Regions from separate parts of the Homo sapiens genome. Here region 2 is linked to region 1. A link is a loop called in an ENCODE intact Hi-C map of the cell type or tissue named here. Cell type or tissue: pancreas. All regions are shown on one strand. Links, peaks and the distances in the headings refer to the core of each region. The heading gives the core; the rest is flanking DNA. Region 1 overlaps KEAP1 (kelch like ECH associated protein 1). Region 2 overlaps SLC44A2 (solute carrier family 44 member 2 (CTL2 blood group)).

What was found. Peaks named below come from ENCODE experiments on the same cell type or tissue, not always from the same donor. Only the 100,000 strongest peaks of a DNase experiment are listed, where the experiment ranks them.
Region 2: it touches region 1 in a loop (2.1-fold over the local background); 11 of 110 quality-filtered maps call a loop at or near these places.

What each region holds. Positions count from the first base shown.
Region 1 is chr19:10,490,692-10,493,594 of GRCh38, reverse strand. KEAP1 (kelch like ECH associated protein 1) reads left to right here. Exons shown (of 6, transcript NM_203500.2): 3 at 1,333-2,018. Among named protein-coding and RNA genes, the nearest start is that of KEAP1, 11 kb to the left of the region's middle. RefSeq lists an enhancer at 1,176-1,676. In pancreas, for the core only: a CTCF peak has its summit at 1,341 (motif pointing left); DNase peaks (open chromatin) are centred at 1,374 and 1,714.
Region 2 is chr19:10,635,036-10,637,938 of GRCh38, reverse strand. SLC44A2 (solute carrier family 44 member 2 (CTL2 blood group)) reads right to left here. Exons shown (of 22, transcript NM_020428.4): 12 at 2,866-2,903; 13 at 2,684-2,776; 14 at 2,424-2,508; 15 at 1,354-1,616; 16 at 1,183-1,277; 17 at 192-295; 18 at 10-83. Among named protein-coding and RNA genes, the nearest start is that of SLC44A2, 11 kb to the right of the region's middle. RefSeq lists an enhancer at 857-1,379. In pancreas, for the core only: no CTCF peak of the experiment used is centred there; a DNase peak (open chromatin) is centred at 1,298.

The sequences.
Region 1 (2,903 bases), core at 126-2,625:
GCGAGACTCCATCTCAAAAAAAAAAAAAAAAAAAAAAGAGTTTGAGACCAGCCTGGCCAACATGAAGAAATGCCATCTCTACTAAAAATACATAGTGAAACTCCGTCTCTACTAAAAATAAATACAAAAAAATGGCCGGGCGCGGTGGCTCACGCCTGTAATCCCAGCACTTTGGGAGGCTAAGGCGGGTGGATCACAAGGTCAGGAGATCGAGACCATCCTGGCTAACACGGTGAAACCCCATCTCTACTAAAAAAATACAAAAAAACTTAGCTGGGCGTGGTCGCGGGCGCCTGTAGTCCCAGCTAATCGGGAGGCTGAGGCAGGAGAATGGCGTGAACCCAGGAGGCGGAGGTTGCAGCAAGCGGAGATCGCTCCACTGCACTCCAGCCTGGGCGACAGAGCAAGACTGTCTCCAAAAAAAAAAAAAAAATTAGCTGCTCTGGAGGCACACTCCTGTAATCCTAGCTACTTGGGAGGCTGAGGCAGGAGAATCACTTGAACCTGGGTGGCGGAGGTTGCAGTGAAGCAAGATCACACCACTGCACTCCAGCTTGGGCAACAGAGTAAGAATCCATATCAAAATAAAATAAAATAAAATAAAAATTAACGGGGCATGGTGGTAGGTGCCTGTAATGTCAGCTACTTGAGAGGCTGAGGCAGGAGAATTGCTTGAACCTGGGAGGCAGAGGTTGCAGTGAGCCTAGATCATGCCACTGCACTCCAGCCTGGGTGACAGAGTGAGACTCTGTCTCAAAAACCAAAGCCAAATGATACCCCAGGGTACACGATCTACTGAGTCTTTGCCCATTTTCCTGAGTCCTGATGACATACTTGGCACATAGTATTAACTCTTTTTTTTTTTTCTTTGAGACAGAGTCTTGCTCTGTCGCCCAGGCTGGAGTGCAGTGGCGCAATATCGGCTCACTGCAACCTCCGCCTCCCGCCTCCCGGGTTCAAGCGATTCTTCTGCTTCAGCCTCCCGAGTAGCTGGGACTAGAGGCGTGTGCCACCACACCCGGGTAATTTTTGTATTTTTAGTAGAGATGGGGTTTCACCATATTGGCCAGGCTTGTCTCTCAACTCCTGACCTCGTGATCCGCCAGCCTCGGCCTCCCAAAGTGCTGGCATTACAGGCGTGAGCCACCGCGCCCGGCAGGATTAACTCATTTAGTCATCACAATGTACGCGGTTCCTATTATTTGAATCCCCATTTAGCAGATAAGGAAGCTGAGACTGTCAGCGGCAGTGATAAGTTACTTGTCCCGGTCCTGCTTGGTGAGGTGTGGGGGTGACTGGAGAGTCAGCCCGTCCCACTGTCGCCCTCTGCAGGTGGCCAAGCAAGAGGAGTTCTTCAACCTGTCCCACTGCCAACTGGTGACCCTCATCAGCCGGGACGACCTGAACGTGCGCTGCGAGTCCGAGGTCTTCCACGCCTGCATCAACTGGGTCAAGTACGACTGCGAACAGCGACGGTTCTACGTCCAGGCGCTGCTGCGGGCCGTGCGCTGCCACTCGTTGACGCCGAACTTCCTGCAGATGCAGCTGCAGAAGTGCGAGATCCTGCAGTCCGACTCCCGCTGCAAGGACTACCTGGTCAAGATCTTCGAGGAGCTCACCCTGCACAAGCCCACGCAGGTGATGCCCTGCCGGGCGCCCAAGGTGGGCCGCCTGATCTACACCGCGGGCGGCTACTTCCGACAGTCGCTCAGCTACCTGGAGGCTTACAACCCCAGTGACGGCACCTGGCTCCGGTTGGCGGACCTGCAGGTGCCGCGGAGCGGCCTGGCCGGCTGCGTGGTGGGCGGGCTGTTGTACGCCGTGGGCGGCAGGAACAACTCGCCCGACGGCAACACCGACTCCAGCGCCCTGGACTGTTACAACCCCATGACCAATCAGTGGTCGCCCTGCGCCCCCATGAGCGTGCCCCGTAACCGCATCGGGGTGGGGGTCATCGATGGCCACATCTATGCCGTCGGCGGCTCCCACGGCTGCATCCACCACAACAGTGTGGAGAGGTGAGTGGCAGGGCCTGGGGGTGGGCTCGGAGGGTCCTGCTCCTGGCAAGTCCCAAGACACTGAGATCCGGGTATTCTTCCTGAGGCTGTTTCCTCTTCCTGTCTTCAGGGAGTGGAGGCCTCAGGATGAAGCTAAGCTCCTTGGAGAGTTCTAGTCAGTGACCTTTGATTCTGTGCCTGGGGCTGGGAAATGCTTAGGGGACTGTCACAAACCCATATGGTTCCTTTGTGCGGAGTTGGAAAATGTTCCATCAGTTTGAAATTGTTGGGCTAGGCACTGTGGCCCATACCTATAATCAGGGACTTTGGGAGGCTGAGGTGGGAGGATTGCTTGAGTCCAGGAGACTAGCCTGGGCAATAGAGTAAGACCCTGTCTCTCTTGCTCTGTTGCCCAGGCTGGAGTGCATCTTGGGTCACTGCAACCTCGCCTCCCAGGTTCAAGTGATTCTCCTGCCTCAGACCCTGGGGTAGCTGGGACTACAAGTACCCACCACCACGCCTGGTTAATTTTTGTATTTTTTGTAGAGATGGGGTTTCACCATGTTGGCCAGGCTGGTCTTGAACTCCTGTCCTCAAGGGATTCTCCCACCTCAACCTCCCAAAGTGCTGCGATTACAGGTGTGAGCCACTGTGCCGGACCTAAAGGACTCTTTGAGCATCAAAGAGTGATGCTGAATGTGTGATTTCTCCTTTCTGAGATGTTATCTTGTTATCTGTGAAGTGGGGGATCTGGCTGAGCCACTAGGGGTTTATCAGATGTGTTTTTGAACTTGAGCAATTGATGGCTAGGAGGCTCAGTTTTGTCATTTGGAAAATGGAGTTGCTGATACCTCAATCCTTGGAGAACAACTGCAAGCACTAGAGTTCGAGTGGAGGTGGGCACGG
Region 2 (2,903 bases), core at 201-2,700, 140 kb before region 1:
ATTCCCGACCTGATGATGTTTCTCATGAGCAGGAAGAAGGCATTCCTGGCCGAGGTGCAGAAATTGGTGCCGTAGATGGCAATCTGGAGGAGAGTGGGAGGGAGAGATCAGACCCACTGGGTGGGCATGGGGGGTGGTCCTCTCACCCAGCAGGAGCTGGCGGGTTGGTTGGGGGTCCCAGGCCCACTCACCATGATGTAGGCATTCCTATTAAGGAATTTGATGAACTTCTCCAGGCACCAGAAGCAGCATTTGAGACAGGTCATGAGGCACTTGGCAAACTTGTTCTCTGCAGCTGGAAGAGAAGGGAAGGGATGTGGAAGTGAGGGGACACCAGCCTGACTTGGAAGGGATCCCCTCTTCCCTATCACACACACTTGCCAATGTCCAGGTCTCCTGAGTCCACGCTGTCAAAGAGACAGGGACTTAAGCCCAGGAGTTTGAGGCTGCAGTGAGCTATGATGGTGCCACTGCACTCCAGCCTGGGTGACAGGGTGAGAGATCCTGTCTCTAAAACAAAGTACCATCAATCCCAGCCCCAGAGCCCTTCCTCTAAGAAAAATAAACCAGTTTTTTTTCCTTTTTTTGAAATGGAGTCTCGCTCTGTTGCCCAGGCTGGAGTGCAGTCGCTCGGTCTCGGCCCACTGAAACCTCAACCTCCGGAGTTCAAGTGATTCTCCTGTCTCAGCCTCCCGTGTAGCTAGGACTGCAGACGCACACACCACCATGCCTGGCTAATTTTTGTATTTGTAGTAGAGACGGGGTTTCACCATGTTGGCCAGGCTGGTCTCCTGACCTCAGGTGATCCGCTCGCCTCAGCCTCCCAAAGTGCTGGGATTACAGGCGTGAGTCACGGCGCCCGGCTAATAAACCAGTCTTATTCCTGCTCTCTTCAGCGCAAATATATACCACTCCAATTCACTCTGGTAATAACCAATGGTGGGCCAGGCCTCTTGGGCCTGTCCCCTCAACAGCAAGAATTCCACCCAGTAGGTTCTCTGGTTTGCTCCTCCATCGCAGGACTCAATCACGCCAACTCCTGAACTCCACCCCGTCATAGACAGAAACCCATCACTGCTCTATTATCTTGGCCCCGCCCACCTCCAAGCAAGACCCAATCCTGGTTCGCTATTCAGCCTCGCCCCGCAACAGGAGCTAATGCGAACCGTGGGTGGGACGTACCTTTCAGCCGCTGATCCAGGTACTCGAGTATCACACGGATGATCTGCACAATGGCCAGGATGAGCGCGCCAAAGGCCAGGGAGCCTGTGTGGTACCTGCGGGCCGAGGGAGTGGTCGGTGGCTGGGCCAGGCCTCGTCCTCCACCCCATCCTGCCTGCAACGCCAGCCCACCTGAGCGCCCGGCCAAAGGCAGAGAAGAGCGGGAAGGCCGGCAGGTCGTCCGGCTTGCGCAGGGCCCAGTAGTAGGAGGCAAAGGCCCCGGCCAGCGTGACCTGGCCCAGCGCCAGCACGAAGTTGGCCAACCAGAAGAACATGAAGGCATTGAAGATCTGCAGGCCCAGCAGGGCCCGGTGGTAGCCCGACTCACCACCGTAGAAGGCGAACTGGCAACGGGCATTGGGGCATTGGCGGGACTCATTGGAGGAGGGGAAGGTCTGTGGGAGAGAAGGGAGAACCGAGTCCAAAAAGAGGCACCAGGGGTTCACAGTGGGCTCTGAGCATCAGGTGTGGGGCCAGGAAAACCATGAGGTAGGACAGGAGACATAGGGATTGAAGTTAAGGGAAGGAATTAAGAGTTCAGAATATGGCTTGTGCAAAGGAAGGGATTCTAGAAACAAGACGTGGCCATCACTGGGGTCAAGAAGAGGGCATGGAGACAGGAAATGAAATGGGGAAAAATGGGCCGGGCGAGGTGGCTCACACCTGTAATCCCAGCACTTTGGGAGGCAGAGGCAGGTGGATCACGAGGTCAGGAGATCGAGACCATCCTGGCTAACATGGTGAAACCCTGTCTTTACTAAAAATACAAAAATTAGCCTGGTGTGCTGGTGTGTGCCTATAATCCCAGCTACTCGGGAGGCTGAGGCAGGAGAATCGCTTGAACCAGGGAGTTGGAAGTTGCAGTGAGCTGAGATCATGCCACTGCACTCCAGCCTGGTGACAGAGCAAGACTCTGTCTTATTAAAAAAAAAAAAAAAAAAAAAGGAAGTAGGGAAAAATGGGTGATTTAGCACCCAGGGTGAAGGCCTGGTCAAGTTGAAGAGAGGAAGCCAGCTTGCCCTGGGAAGTTGTTCGATCCAGTTAGAGAGTCTCTTCCCCACTGTGCGTCCTCCCCCACACCTAGCACAGGACATGCAACAGGGGCCAATTGTTTGCTGAACCTCCAAGTGGACATGAGAGGTTTCAAATCATCTGGGGCCTGCTGGGGCAATACCTGCCCTCCCCACCCCGGGGACGCCCACCTCTGGGTTGCAGGTTTTCGCAGTAAATGGGCAGGGGCTGTCATCAAAGATCTTATAGACCGCTTCGTTGGAAGTGGACAGGAAGCTGGAGGTTCGTTAAGGAAGCAGAGGTCTAGGACTGAGGACCCCAGGGACTTTTGTGGGAAAGAATCCATTCTCCCACCAGTTTCCAGCCCTATCCCTAAGCTGCAGGTCACTTCTAGGCAAAGTTGGTCTTTAGCCATCCCTGGGGTCAGAGATCAGTGTCTGGGGGCAGATACACAGCAGTGCTGGCCCAGTAGGCGATGCAGAGGCACAGCAAGAAGAAGGTGACCAGTGGGTAGAGCAAGGAGCACATGACGTATCCCACAGCCCTAGGGAAGAGCAGAGACACAGGCGTCAGGGCAAAAGACACAACTCTAGGGACAGCTCCATCCTGGCCCCTGGCACCCTGGCCCCCCACCTGCTGGCTTCTTTGATGAGTGCAATCGCGATGAGAAT